Regions from separate parts of the Homo sapiens genome. Here region 2 is linked to region 1. A link is an interaction called in ENCODE POLR2A ChIA-PET data of the cell type or tissue named here. Cell type or tissue: K562. All regions are shown on one strand. Links, peaks and the distances in the headings refer to the core of each region. The heading gives the core; the rest is flanking DNA.

What was found. ChIA-PET counts read pairs that join two places held together with the same protein. Peaks named below come from ENCODE experiments on the same cell type or tissue, not always from the same donor. Only the 100,000 strongest peaks of a DNase experiment are listed, where the experiment ranks them.
Region 2: POLR2A ChIA-PET joins it to region 1 with 11 read pairs; 2 of 35 experiments call an interaction of 5 or more read pairs at or near these places.

The regions. Positions count from the first base shown.
Region 1 is chr17:27,085,017-27,092,579 of GRCh38, reverse strand. It overlaps LOC105371703 (a long non-coding RNA gene), which reads left to right and starts at 3,339. Exons shown (of 4, transcript NR_135673.1): 1 at 3,339-3,486. In K562, for the core only: no CTCF peak of the experiment used is centred there; DNase peaks (open chromatin) are centred at 3,052 and 3,323; H3K4me3 peaks cover 4,686 bases.
Region 2 is chr17:27,233,275-27,240,837 of GRCh38, reverse strand. It overlaps LOC124903956 (a long non-coding RNA gene), which reads left to right. Exons shown (of 2, transcript XR_007065676.1): 2 at 2,415-2,979. Among named protein-coding and RNA genes, the nearest start is that of MIR4522, 57 kb to the left of the region's middle. RefSeq lists an enhancer at 1,968-2,067. In K562, for the core only: a CTCF peak has its summit at 3,946 (motif pointing left); a DNase peak (open chromatin) is centred at 3,927.

The DNA.
Region 1 (7,563 bases), core at 990-5,989:
CAAAATGCATAAACTTCTAGAGTGGATCAGTTTAAAAAAAGAGTTCATACCAAAGGTAGTAATACTAGGAATCAAAGAGGGCTAAACACTGAAGGTTCTTAAAGGCGAAAGTTAATAAAACCTTGTTTTTGGTTGTGAATCTTTGCCTTACAACGTTATACATGATTCTCCCCCTTTCTTTTTCCTCTTGCAAAGATGTGGTGATAAACCAGGTTTGCTCATGCAGATGACAATACTCTTGAAAATGGTGGCAGAGAAAAAAAATGAAGGGAATATGGTTCACTTAATCATCTCATAAATTAGAACTTATTACCCCTGTGACTCCTCCATAGCTCCAGAAAAAATATGTGAGAGAGATGAAATGGCTGTTTGCTACTAATATTTTATGTGATGCTTCATTTTTTGATTCCTTGAATAACACTTACAATGCATTAGCCCATTTATGCCAGAGGTTGCCATTTTTTGAATTTTTGCATAAGTGAAAAATCAGACCTTGTTGATGACATTTAGCAGTAGGATATAAGTAATGTCCCAATAATGGAACACTAGGCATAAGTGCATTAACACGATTATGAAAGCATAGCTATTCAAGTAACTAATTATACAACTGACTTTTTTCCTCATTTCTAAAACATAGTAAGGGATCAGTTATTTAAAAAATACAACAGTGACAAGTATTTTATTTTCAACTCAGTTTTGGTGTGTTAAGGCCGTTGCTTGGTATAAAACAAAAACAAAAACAGGAGGAGAAACAAGAATACAAACATGAGACAGAAGCAGTAGCAAAAGAAAATGAAGAGGAACAAGAAAATGAGAAGAAAATACACAATGGAAGAAAGGAAAAAGAACAGGTGTGGGAATTAGAAGGCCTATTATGATACCTTTTATCCCCTCCTCCATTCATAAAATTTGAGTAACTCCCAGAGTATCACAACAAAAAACAAGCAAAAGGATACACAAATAGTCACCCCCTAAATTTTGTTAAGAATGAGATAATGCTGCTACTCATGCCTAGCTCAGGCACCAGCAGGAGGAGGGCACCCTCCAGAGACTGCAGGAAAAGGGGGAGGACTCCTCTTTGCCCTAGATGTACCACCACCACTGCCACCAAGGCCTTCGTTACAGCACCTAAAGTTTCCTCCCCGCCCCAGAATGGGATAGGCCCTGCAGTGCTCCTACTCCCGCTTCCCGTTCCCCAGACTTCCTACTGCTACCACCACTAGCACCAATGCCAATACAACCACTGTCACCCTCAATGTATCAGCCCACCCTACCAGGATCCTACCGCCTGGTCCCCGTGGGTGCCCTCCTACTGCTCCAGTTGAGCTGCGGTCTCCATCACCACCACCAAACACATGAGGCAAGCTGCAGAGCCACATCATCTGCTCGACCGTACCACAGGTGACTCCTCCTTCTCCTCCTTCAGCCTGGCTTGGAGCAGTTGGGCAGGCAAAGCCAGAAAAGCCCAAGACAGGACTCAGGGAGTGGAACCGTTAGAGCCTCATCTTGTCACGCTGGTGACTAGGTGGCAGGGATCCGTTTCATTGAAGGCACTCACACCCACCTTCCAAAGTCCAGCCTCTCCTTCTGGCAAAAGCTGGCCAGGAACTGGGGCCTGGGGAGAGAGTGAATGCCTTCACTGAAACTGGCCCCTGGCCAAGTCCAGCTGGCCAGGAATTGCTGGGTCCACCAAGCCTGCCCTTCTCGGGGAACCCAAGTAGGAGAAACTCAGACCCAGCCAGCCCTCCCCACCCAAGGGCTGGTTCCCATTCCTGACACCTCCACCCACAGTGCCCTGTCCCCAACTTCCCCCATGGTGCCTACTAGTCCCTGCCCAGTAGTCCTAGGTGGTCTTTGCAACACAGAGCATGACGGCAGGCTGGGAAACCACAGTGGGTGTGGGGGCCCTGCCGTGCAATCTAGCTCGAGCGGGAGAAAATTGCCTTCTAGAGTCTGGAGTCCGGGAAGAGGAGAACGATCTCTTACTTGGAGGCCACCAGAAGAAGGAGACCACTGCTGTCGCTGCTGCTGCCACCTCCTCAGCTCACCAATGCTGCTGGCAGTGTAGCCCCCATAGCACCCCTAATCTGCCCCCTGCCACTAGCAGTGTAGCCCCCGGATAGCACATCCAACACACCCTACAGTTTCAGGCAATGTAACCCCAATGCCCCCCCCCCAAAGCACTCCCCCCACACCTCAGGGAGTGTACCACCCAATAGTGCCCACAATCTGACCCAGCCACGGGTGTTGCTGCATTAGATAGCATCCCAAACCCGCCTCCCCCCACCCCATCACGGGCAGTTCAGCTCCTGATGGTGCACCCCCCAGTCACAGGCAGTGCAGCACCCAACAATGCCCCTAAACCACCCCCCACTGCCAGCATTGTAGACCCAGATAACTCCACCCAACCCACCCCCTGCTGTGGGCAGTGCAGCAGAAGATAGTGCCCCTAATCCTTCACCAGCCACCAGCAGCACACATTACTGTACACAATCTGCCTCCCCCCACCACCCCTGCCACCGCAGGCAGTATAGCCCCAGATAGCCAGCCAACCTGCCCCACTACCAGCAATGCAACCCTGGAGAGTGCCCCCAACCAGACCACTGACACAGGCAGGGTGGCCTCTAGCAGTGATCACCAAAAGGACACCCAACCCTTGCCCCCAGAAGCGTACAGGGCAGCCCAGAAAACTCACCTACCCCATCACATTTCTACCACTGTGGCCCAGCTGCAGTCTCCAGCGTCACCACCAACCACAGCGAGGCGAGCCATGGTGGCACAGACTCCAGGCTTCAGCCTCCAGCATGTGGTGGTGCCTCTTCCTTCTCCTAGTCCTCCAGCCCAGCAGGACAAGCTCCTGCTGCCGGCCACCCTCTTACTGCTCTGTCGCCACCACCAACCACAGCAAGGTAGTGTCCCAGGCTCCAGGCTCCATCCATCCTCCAGCCTCCAGCAGGCAGAAGGTTGCGGCCTCTTCCAGTTCTCTAAGCTGAGCAAAGAGCCGCTCCCCGACTTGACACAGCAGAGCCTGAAATGACCTGATGCGACCTCACCATGCTTTATATACCGAGGTTATGCAAATGCCGTTCCTGGACTACATATTCTGATTGGATGAGAGAAAAACCTCTAGGCCTACTCTGATTGGACTTTATTTTCATGCTGTGATTGGTTGTGTTAAGACTTGCTCTCATCCAATCAGAACATGATCATAAAGTCCAATCAGAGTAAGCCTGGAGGTTTTTTCTCATCCAATCAAAACATGCAGTCCAGGAACCTCCGTGGGCATAGCCGCAGTATATAAATGATGCTGAAGAGCAGTCAGGTGTTTTCAGGTTCCTGTGTCTTCCCGTTGAGTTGCTCGCTCCACGGCATGGAGGACTAGGAATCAGGAGTCAGTGGCCGTATGCTGGAGGCTGGAGCCGCGGGAGCGCGGCTCGCCTCGCTGCGGTTGTTGGCAGCGACGGAGATAGGAGTGCGGCTGGAGCGGTAGGAGAAGGAAAACAGTTTTGGGATAGATGGAGGGGAGTAAAGAGGGTAGTTAGTGCCAAAGGCAGAAAAGGATAGCTTAGCCGGAGAAGGGGCGTTGCAAAAAGATGGCGGCGAAAAGATGGTGGGGAAAAAAGTTTTTGGGTAAATGGAGGCGGAAATACAGGGTGGGGAGCGGGAGGGAAGGAAGGTTTTGCAGAAAGACGGTGGGTAAAAAGTTTCAGGGTAGATGGAGGGGGAAAAGAGGGTGGCAAGTGGGAGGAGGAAAGAGAGGAAGGTGATGGGGGAAAAGGGGGGCGAGCAGTAGGGAGAGAAGGCTTTGTGAAAAGACAGTGGGGAGAAAATACAGTGTGGGGGAAAGTTTTTGGGTAGAGGAGCAAAAGAGGGTAGCAAGTGGGAGAAAGAAAAAGAGGGTAGCCAGCAGGAGGAAGACAAGGTTTTGTGAAAAGACAGTGGCAGAAAAGAAAGATGGTGGAGAAAGGAAAGACAGTGGGTAAAAAGTGTTTTGATAGATGGTGGGGGAAAGAGGGTGATGAGGAGGAGGAAAGAGGGTGGCCAGAGGGAGCAGGCACAGAGGATTGGGAAAACGACGGAAACATAGTTTGGTGTAGATGGAGGGCAAAAAAGAGGGTGGCAAGCAGGATAGGGAAAAGAAGAGCATGAGTGGTAAAGGGGGGAGACTTTGAAAAGATGGTGGGAAAAGTTTTGGGGGGTAGATGGAGAAGGAAGAGAGGGAGGTAGGCAGGAGTAGGGAGAAGGCTGTGTGAAAAGATGGGGGGAAATGTTTTTGGGTTGATGGAAAAGGGAAAGAGAATAGCAAGGAGGAACGGGGGGAAAGACGATGAAGAAAAGAGTTTTTGGGTAGATGAAGGGGGAAAAGAGGGTGGCGAGCAGTAGGAGTGGGGAGAAGGTTTTGGGAAAAGATGGGGGAAAATGTTTTTGCTTAGATGAAGGAGCAAAAGAGGGTGATGAGAGCAGGAGGGGGAAAAAGGGTGGCCAGGGATAAGGGGAAAAGATGGTGGGAAGAAACAGTGGGGAAGGGGTTTGGGTAAATGGATGGGGAAAAGGTGTTGAGCAGGAGAGTAGAGAAGGCTTTGTGAAATGATGGTGGGGAAAAAAATGGTGAAGAAGTTTGGGGGCAGATGGAAGAAAAAGGGTGGCGAGGGGAAGGGGGCCAAAGGTGCTCGGGAAAAGAAGGTAGGGAAATAATGGTGGGGGACAATGGTTTTGAGTAGATTTTTTAAATAAGATCATTTGTATTTTTGTTTTTGAATAGTCTGAGATCTTCATATATTTTGTGCATGAATCCCTTGCCTGATGCATAGTTTGCAAATACTTGCTTCCATTCTCTGGGTTGTTTCTTCATTTTTAAAAATTTTTAATTTAATTTAATTTTTTTTAGATGGAGTCTCATTCTGTCGCTCAGGTTGGAGTGCAGTGGCACAATCTCAGCTCACTGCAAGCTCTGCCTCCTGGGTTCACACCATTTTCCTGCCTTGGTCTCCTGAATAGCTGGGACTGCAGGTGCCTGCCACCACGCCCGGACAATTTTTTTGTATTTTTAGTAGAGACGGGGTTTCACTGTGTTAGCCAAGATGGTCTTGATCTCCTGGCCTTGTGATCGGCGTGCCTCAGCCTCCCAAAGTGCTGAGTGTACAGGCGTAAGCCACTGCACCCAGCCTGTTTCTTCATTCTACTGATTGCTTCCTGTGCTTTGCAGCAGCCTTTTTCTTTTTGAGACGGAGTCTCACTCTGTTGCCCAGGCTGGAATGCAGTGGCGTGGTGTTGGCTCACTGCAAGCTCCGACTCCTGGGTTCATGCCATTCTCCTGCCTCAGCCTCCTGAATAGCTGGGACTACAGGTGCACACTACCACGCCCAGCTAATTTGTTGTATTTTTAGTAGATACAGGGTTTTACCATGTTAGCCAGGATGGTCTCAATCTCCTGACATCGTGATCCGCCCATCTCGGCCTCCCAAAGTGCTAGGATTACAGGCATGAGCCACTGCACCCAGCCTGCAGAAGCTTTTAAGTTTAATGTAATTACATGTTTGCTGTTGTTTGTGCTTTTGATGTCTATTTGAAAATTCCTCGTCTTCTCCAGTTTCATGAAGCATTTATCCTATGTTTTCTTCTCTAGTAGTTTCATAGTTTCAGGTCCTACATTTAAATCTTTATTTTGAGTAGATGTTTGTATATGGTAAGATAACGGCCTAGATAGATTCTTGTACATGTGGGTGTTGGGTTTTCCTAGCACAGTTTATTGAAGATATTGTCCTTCCCAAATGTGTGTTCTTGGTGCCTTTGTTAAAAATAGGTTGACAATAAATGCATGAATTTATTCCTGATTTGTGTATTGTGCTTCACTTGTCTGTCATTTGTTCATCTCTGTCTCTCCCCCGCCCTTTTTATTGATAGTACCATGCTGTTTTGATAGTACCATGCGTACTATAGATTTGTAGTATATTTTGAAATCAGGTAGTGTGATGCTTCCAACTTTTCATTTTATTTCTTTTGTCTGTCTGAGTTATTTTGCATTTCCGTATGAATTTTAGGATGGTTTTTTCTATTTCTATTAAGAATGTCTTTTGTAATTTAAGATGGATTGCATTGATTCTGTAGATCCCATTGGTTGATATAGATATTTTAACAATATTCTTCTAGTGCATGGACATGGGATATCTTTCCATTTACTTATGTCTGCTTTAATATCTTTCATCTGTGTTTTATAGTTTTCATTGTGGTATCTTTTGCCTTCTTGGTTAAGTTTATCCCTAGATATATATTTTTTTGAAATGAAATAGCTTTCTTGATTTCTTTCTTAGGTATTTCGCTATTGGTGCATGGGCATGCTACTCATTTTTATATGTTGATACTGTATCTTGCAACTTGACTAAATTTATTATTTCTAGTAGGATTTTTGTGGAATTTTTAGGGTTCTCTCTCTCTCTAGATATGTATAAGTTTATGTCACCTGCAAACACGAAATTTGACTTCCTTTTTTTCCAATTTGGATGCTTTTTATTGCACTCTCTTGTCTAATTGCTGTAGCTAGGACTTGCAGTACTATGATGAATGAAAGTGGTGTAAAAGTAGCCATACTTGTTCCAGATCTTGGAGGAAGAGCTTTTAACTTTTCTCCATTGATTATGATGTTAGCTGTGGGTTTGTCATATATGGCCTTTATTGCACTGAGACATGTTCCTTCTGTACTCATGTTGAGTTTCTATGAAGAAATGATTTTTTTTTCAGCATCTACTTAAATGATTTATGTGTTTTCTTGATTCACTGAATGTGATGTTACACATTTATTTGTGTTTATTGAATCATCCTCATATTCCCGGGATGAATCTCACTTGATCATGGCACATGATCATTTTATTGTGTTGTCAAATGCAATTTTCAAGTATTTTGTTGAGGACTTTTTGCATCTGTGTTCATCAGGGTTATTTAAAATGCCTGTGGTTGTCTTTGTGTGTTGTGTCCTGCTCTGGTTTTTGTACCAGGGTCATGCTGTCCTCATAGAACAAGTTTCGAAGCCTTCTCTCCTGTTCATTTTATGGGGAACATTTTGAGTAGAATTGGTATTAGCTCTTTAAAAAATGCTTGGTAACTCAGCAGTAAAACCATGATTCTTGTGTTTTTCTTTGCTGGGAGACTTTTTATTACTGCTTTAATTGCATTACTCATTATTGGTCTGTTCAGGTTTTTTGTTTATCATTCTATCTTGGGAATTCATTATGTGTCTAGAAATTGAAGCACTTCTAGATTTTTCAGTTTGTATATAAACGTCTTTAGTAATCATTTACAATCCTTTGTATTTTTGTGTTTAATTGTAATGTTTGCTTTTTCATCTATGGTTTTGTTTCTTTTTCTTATCCTTAGTCTAGCTAAAGCTTGTCAATTTTGATTTTTTTTTTCTAAATCACCCCAGCTCTTTGTTCCATTGACTTTTTGTATGTTTTGTTTCTGTTTTTAAAATTTCCGCCCTAATCTTTATGATATTTTTTCTACTGATTCTAGCATTTGAATTTTTTTTGTTTTTCTCATTACTGGAGGTGTACTGTCAGGTTGGCT
Region 2 (7,563 bases), core at 1,422-6,421, 150 kb before region 1:
CCCACTTCATTTACTCAACAAACATTGATTTGAGCCCCTGCCATTCTGGGCCTGGGGCCCAGAGGAAGAAAGGCACGACCCCAGACCGTGAGTGTTCTCTGAGAAGCAGACAGAGGCAACGCTGCTGTGAGAAGCAGAGAGAGGGCTGAGACCATCCTGAGGACAGCAAAGAGGGCACTAACCTGGAAGACGGGCGGCAAAGATGTCTGAACTGAGTCTTGAAAAGCCAGCCAAGCTGCTCACCCCAAAAGAAAGTTTATTCTGGCTGAACCAACCAGCCAGAGGGAAGAGACTTCAGGGATTTCAGTGCTAAAATGGAAGTGTTTACAGTCTCCCTTCCCCAGAGACCCTCACGCTTGCACCCCACCCCAATCCCTGGACTCCCACAGTACCTCCCAAGGGAGAATAAGCAGAAAAGACCCCAAGGGGAGGTATTGCTGGAAGCCTGGCAGAGGGAAAAAGCTGCTCAGTCTTCTGATGAAGGGGGGAGTGGGGACGGGAGCTGAGCTCATTCCTGGCTGTTGAACTGTGCTCTGCCAGAGCTGGGCCCTGTTAACCCTACAGTGAGTTAACCCTACAGTGAGTCCTGAGGGCTTGGAGGGAGCTTTCCCTCAAATCTCGGCATCCAGACTGCTTCTGCTCTGCCCACCAGCCCCGCTAATCCTGGCGGCCACTCATTCATTCACTGGTTTGTTGAATTAATAGTGAGGGAGCACCTTCTCCTAGATCCTAAAGATACAGCCATGCACAAAACAAAGACCCCACAGGTCTTTATTCTAGTGGGGGAAGCAGACAGAGAATGATCAAACGAGGAAGGGAGGAAGACAAACAAGAAAGGGAAAGGGCGAAGAGGTGGACCCGTTCATATGGGAGGGAGAGGCTCAGTAATAGCGGGCATGGGGCAGAAGTCTGAAGGAAGGGCAGGGGGCGGGAGGGAGGGGAGAGGAATCCCAGAGGGAGAAAGCAGCACCTGCAAAGGTCCTGAGGCAGGCCTGTCCGCAGAGCCCTGAGGGTGGGCCGAGCAGGAACTCACTGTGCATGGAGACACGCAGAAGGGTTTAAGAGTGCCAGCTCTGAGCTCATGCATGCCTAGCGGCCTGCATTTAGGCAGAATTGCTTCATCTCCCTAAGGCTCAGTGTCCCTGTCTGTAAAATGGGAAGAATGGTGTTACTGCACCATGGCTTTCTATATACTTTTTCTAAATAAATGGCAGTTATTATCAGGATAATTATAAATGCAATGGATACATGTTCAATAGTTAGTATTAGCACTTTCCCAAAGGGGATTTCCAACAAGGTAAGACACTAGATTTTTTTTTTTGGTTTTATAAAAATATCTTAAATTACACTGATAGTAACACATGTTGAGAGTGAGGTATGTGGGCATCAAGTATCAGCAATCACAAATCACACTCACGCCTTCCCCCACTCCTCACAGGTGGGGCTTGCCCCCATTACTCCAGAGCTGCCTTACAGGCACCAAAAGCAAGGCCTGGAGGAGCCAGGAGCTTGGCTGGATCTGAGCAAGACAGTGTCAGAGCCAGAATTAGGCTGCAGTCATCTTTAGAAGGAAGCAGAAAGTTTCTCTTTGAATTGACACTTCCTCCCATTTTCTTTCCATTTGAGTAAGCACAAACCTTAAGAGTTTAAGCCTTTTTCAGAAAGTTTGGAGCTATGGTCGGTGTAAGGAGACAGCCATCTCCCTTTTAATCTTTGGTTTTGAACGTGAGTGATTGGGAGGTCCCTCGACGACTGGCCTGGGTCTTCAGAAAGGTCTCAAGGATGTGAGCAGGCTGTAGCAATCCTGCTCTGGCCCCCACCCTGCTGGACAGCCCATGGTGGGTGATGGGTGCCACAGCTGATCTGGAATGTTCTGTTCATTTGCCCCCCTGCCAACCCTTCTCCAACCTTCGAGGGAGCCATCCCACCTGGCCCATGCCTCCTGCCACCCAGCTCACACCCCTCATCATCAGAGCGCAGCACGACCCAGCTCTCTCTCCTGCAGGAAGCACATAGCCCTCCCTGCCCTGCTTGGCCCACTGTTCCCAGCTTTCTCAGAGCCCAGTCCATCCTACCGTGGGTTAGCGATGGTGGGAGAGATCAGTGCAGACCTGTCCTAGAGGCGCCTGCCAGAGCAGGGGAAGAAGTAATGACAATGAGTAAACCACGTGCTAATTTTCTTTTTTTCTTTTCTTTTCTTTCTTTCTTTCTTTCTTTCTTTCTTTCTTTCTTTCTTTCTTTCTTTTTTAAGGCAGTTTCACTCTATTGCTCAGGCTGGAGTGCAGTGGTGCGATCTCAGCTCACTGCAACCTCGACCTCCCTGGGCTCCCAAAATCCTCCCATCTCAGCCTCCCAAGTAGCTGGGACTACAGGTGTGTGCCACCACACTGAGCTAATTTTTTTATTGTTTGTAGAGACGGGGTTTTGCCATGTTTCCCAGGCTGGTCTTGAACTCCTGGGCTCAAGTGATCCACCAGCCTCAGCCTCCCAAAGTGCTGAAATTACAGGCATGAGCCACCCTCACCTGGCCTGAGTGCTGAAAAACAGAAAAGCCTCAGAGGCCAAAGATGAAGCACTGGATGGAAGTTGACCTCCAAGCAGGGAGCAGGCAACTCAGCACCAGCCTAGGCTCCACGTGGGGCTGAGAGAGGGGGAAGGCCACCGACAGTCCCTGCTCCATGGGGAAGGCAGCCTCTGACTCTGGCTGACGGGCCGGCAGTCGGATAAGGATTGGCTGGCAGGAATGGGCATCCAGCTGCCTCTGCTGCTGCTGTGAGCTGGGAATGATGGTGCCAGTCAAGTCTGCATGGCCAGGTGGCCGGGCCGGGGTCTCTCAGCTCCAGTGGCTGAAACACACTACAGAATCATCAAACCTAGTCTGAGATAGTCATGAAAGAGATTTAGAAAAAGACATAGTGATTTTGTTCCCCATTTGCTTTTTCTAAAAACACTCCTCTCTAATAAAATGTATGACAGCAATAGCTCTCACTTATTGCTCATTTAATGTGTGGCGAGTGTTTTCCTAAACTCTTTATATATGTGTATTAGCTCATTTAATCCCCACACAAATCTTATGAGGTTTTACCACTGTCTTCACTATATAGATAAGGAAATGGGGGAGTTTATCTCCAGGAAAGTTAAGAAACTTTACCAAATAACTTGACCAAGGTTTAAATGGGGGTCTTACCCAGAGTCAACTTTAACTTCCAGACTGTCTCTACTACATTTTCTTTAAACAGCTCTTTGTGACGGGCTTGACCTTGCTGCAGGGTCTTCCTGTGATTCCCAATTCTTTGGATTCAACCCACATTTAAATCAGTCCTCCTGTTTCTGCCTAAATAAACCAATGCTTATAATATTTAAATATTTATTAAGAGTCTCTATCTCTGCAATGGTATATTTCCAAGATAATTTTTCTGATGAAACCCAGAAGAGAGAGAAAAAGAGAAATATTGATTGAAACCCATATTATGACGATAATTTTGCTGGATAAATATGTTTCTTTTCTTTTTTTTGAGACAGAGTCTCACTCTGTCACGCAGGCTGGTGCAGTGGTGTGATCATGAATTTTTTCAAAATATTAGATCACTAGCTAGAGCTTAGAAATCCTTTGTCATAAAGAGAAAGTTTTGACGAAATGGAATTTGCCATAGCATCCATACTTGCTTACATTTACCAAAGGTTAAACTGTTCCCACGTATCACCTTCTGTTGGGCAATTTACCTTTGCTCACTAGGCATTGGCCAGGGGAGAAATGGTTTACATTTGAGAAAGAGGCCTAAAGCACACAATGCATCCCTACTTTAATTTTTCAAGAAAAATGCCTGCCCAACCTTAAAAAAATCAGGTAAGTAACACAGAGAGTAGGGACTATCATAAAACTATTTACAAAGCTAACTGGGATTAAAGTAGCCCTCAGAGCTTTTAGTGACATCTCCTGACCTCTGCTGGACACATTTGGGATTGCATAGCTCCCAGGTCCTTGAAAGTAACCAGCAAAATAAGAATCTTAAAGTTTACAGAATGCCTCATCTAAATCTCTCATTTCAGAGATGAAGAAAATAAGATTCAATGGGCTTATGTGACCTACCCAAGAGTACACAGTTACTTATGAAGTGGCATATTCAGGACCAGTACCTAGAAATGATTTATTGCCCAGTAAACCACATATGCAAATGTTGATTAACTTCATTGGAATGAATAAATACTCTTTGGATTATCTTTAGAGTACCATCATTTTTAGAAATAAGAACAGCTGACAAGGACAAAGTGGTAACCAAGAGTCAAAATTAGAATTATTTGAGCAAGGTCATAGTTACCTTTATATCCCGTATCCCATATCCCCTAATCCCATAACTCCGTCATTATCTTCAGTGACTGATGATGTCTGTAGAGTAACAAAGAAGAGAGTCGGAGAATTCATTTTCACAAAACCCTTTTTTTTAGTTGTAAATATTTATTCCTGATTGTAGTTTGTTAAAATGAGCTTGCCTTCCTAGAGGAAACTTCAACTGGCCATAGGAAATAAGACTCCCCAGGGTTAAGAGGACTGTTCCTTTCAAGAACTAACTCTACCAGTGTTCCTGCAGAGACACATGGAACCCAAGGGAGGCACCCAGAGGTCTCTGATGCTTCTTCAGCTGGGAGTTTTGGGTCTCCCTATTGAGGCTGTATCTAGAAGAGAAAGCTGAAAGACCACTGAACTATGTAGTCAAATTATTCTACACTTTAATATCTCCAAATGCATAGTGTTAACGAAAGGAGTAGAGTATTATATTTGAAAGAACATAAGCTTTGCAGCCATGCAGTTAGTGGCTGCTTACTATCTATGTGAGCTTAGGTAAATGACTTAATCTCTCTGAGCTTCAGTGTCCTCACCAATAAAACAGGAATCATAAATGATACTTTTCCAGAAAGTTGTTTGAGAATACATGAGATTGTGTGTGTGAAAATCCTAAGCAAAGTACCTGGTGCTACAGGCCAAAGGGAGGGATAATGTTTGATTTCTTCATGGAATTAAATATACACCAGATTTTTTTTCTTTTTTTGGATACTGGGTCTCATTCTATTGCCCAAGCTGGAGTGCAGTGGTGCAATAACAGCTTACTCCAGCCTCGAAGTGATCCTCCCACCTCAGCCTCCTGGGTAGCTGGAACTATATATAGGCACATGCCACCATGTCTAGCTAATTTTTTTCTTTTAATTTCTTGTAGAGACAGAATATTGCTATGTTGCTCAAGCTGATCTTGAACTCCTGATCTCAAGTGATCCTCCTGCTGCCTCCTGCCTCAGCCTCCCAAAGCACTGGGATTATAAGTGTGTGAGCCACCGCACCAGGCCTATGGCAGATTTTTTTTTTTTTAATTTCAGACAGGGTTTTACTCTGTTGCCCAGGCTGGAGTGCAGTGGAGTGATCTTGGCTCACTGTGGCCTCAACCTCCCAGACTCAAGCAGTCCTCCCACCTCAGCCTCCCAAGTAGCTGGGACCACAGGCACCGCCACACCTGGCTATTTTTTTGTATTTTTTGTAGAGATGGGTTTCACCATGTTGCCCAGGTTGGTCTCAAACTCCTGGGCTCAAGCGATCCACCCACCTCAGCTTTCCAAAGTGCTGGGATTACAGATGTGAGCCATTGTGCCTAGTCTAAAGTGTCTCTTTAAGGCACTTGTGAATAGAGTCTTGTCCATTTTAGATTATTTTATTGGGTCTTTGAGATATAGAATTGAGTATTTCTCCATGATAAATGCATAAGTCAGCACTTTTTTTGTGAGAAAAAGTGTGTCTGGGCCAGGCACAGTGGCTCATGCCTGTAATCCCAGCACTTTGGGAGGCTGAGGCGGGTGGATCCCTTGAGCCCAGGAGTTTGAGACCAGCCTGGGCAACATGGCAAAACCCCACCTCTACTAAAAATACAAAAATTAGCCAGTCTCATACACAGCCTCAAAATTAATTAATTAATTAAAAAATAAAAAATTTTAAAAAGAGACACTTTAAATGGTTTAAAACATCCCCACTCAAGATTTTGTTGTTGTTGTTTGCTTTTTGTAGTTTTGCTGTGCCTTCCCCATGATAAAAAGTGCTCTTAAAACTTGGCAGCTGTCTGGGTGCAGTGGCTCATGCCTGTAATCCCAGCATTTTGGTAAGCTGGGGTGGGCAGATCACCTGAGGTCAGGACTTTGAGACCAGCCTGGCCAACATGGTGAAACTCTGTCTCTACTAAAAATACAAAAATTAGCCGGGCGTGGTGGTGAGTGCCTGTAATCCCAGCTACTCGGGAGGCTGAGGCAGAAGAGTCACTTGAACCTCGGAGGTGGAGATTGCAGTGAGCCGAGATCGCACCACTGCACTCCAGCCTAGGCAACAGAGCGAGACTCTGTCTCAAAGAAAAGAAAAGAAAAGAAAAAAAAACTTGGCAGCTAAATTGGTTGTGTGTGTGTGTGTGTTTAAACATATCACAGACATTTGCTAAGCACATTTCCTTCAAGAAGAGAAGAAACAAGTTTTTGTCAATAAGAAACTGTGGATATGACGCCTCCCTGAGTTAATTAAATCAACCCAGACTATTTTTCATTGCCATGAGGGAGAGAGAGTACACCCCTGTCCCTTTATGGTATTAGAGATTGTCTAGTCCAGCGTGCTCTATGGAACCCTGCAGGAGTCACAGCAGGGCACTACTGAGAAAGTGCCAAGAGGACAGGACTCTCTTTAACCAGAGCAGCACTGCGTCGACCAGTTTTATGATTTATCTGCTCCTATAAGGAAAATTTGTTTGCATGAAATTTCCTGTGGCTGAAACATATTTGCAGAACACAGATCTAGGCTCATTCCCTAATTTTACATATGAGGAAGCTGAGGCTTGGGGAAGTGAAATGACATCACTAAGTTAAAGCAGAGCTGGAGACAGTACTCAACGGTCTGTATCAGTCGGGGGACTTGGTTGCTGGTTAGATGCCAATTCTGGATAATCAAAGCAAAGACTCACAGGGGCTTGCAAAATTGACAGGAGCCTGATAGGCTTGGAAATGGCCAGAACCACGAGCACACTGGAAGGCCAAGAAGCTGGACAGAGTTCACAGAAAGTCCATAAATAGTCTCATAACCAGAGGAGCCTGTAGAAATGTTGATGCCTCTCCTGCCTCTTCTGCAATGCATGGCACCAACCTTCTCCTCTGATATGGTTCGACTGTGTCCCCACCCAAATTTCATCTAGAATCTCCACAGGGACCCCGTGGGAGGTACTTGAATCATGGGGGTGGTTACCTCCATGTTGTTCTTGTGATAGTGAGTGAGTTCTCACGGGATTTGATGGTTTTATAAGGGGCTTCCCCCGTCTTTGCTCTGAGCTTCTTGCTGCCGCCATGTGAAGAACGACATGTTTGCTTCCCCTTCTGCCATGATTGTAAATTTCCTGAGGCCCCCCAGCCCTGCAGAACTGAGTCAATTAAACCTGTTTCCCTTACAAATTGCTCAGTCTCAGGTATTTCCTCATAGCAGCATGAGAACGGAGTAATACACCCTCTTATTCTCATGTCACTTGATTTAAAGTCCCAGGAGAGAGTCCA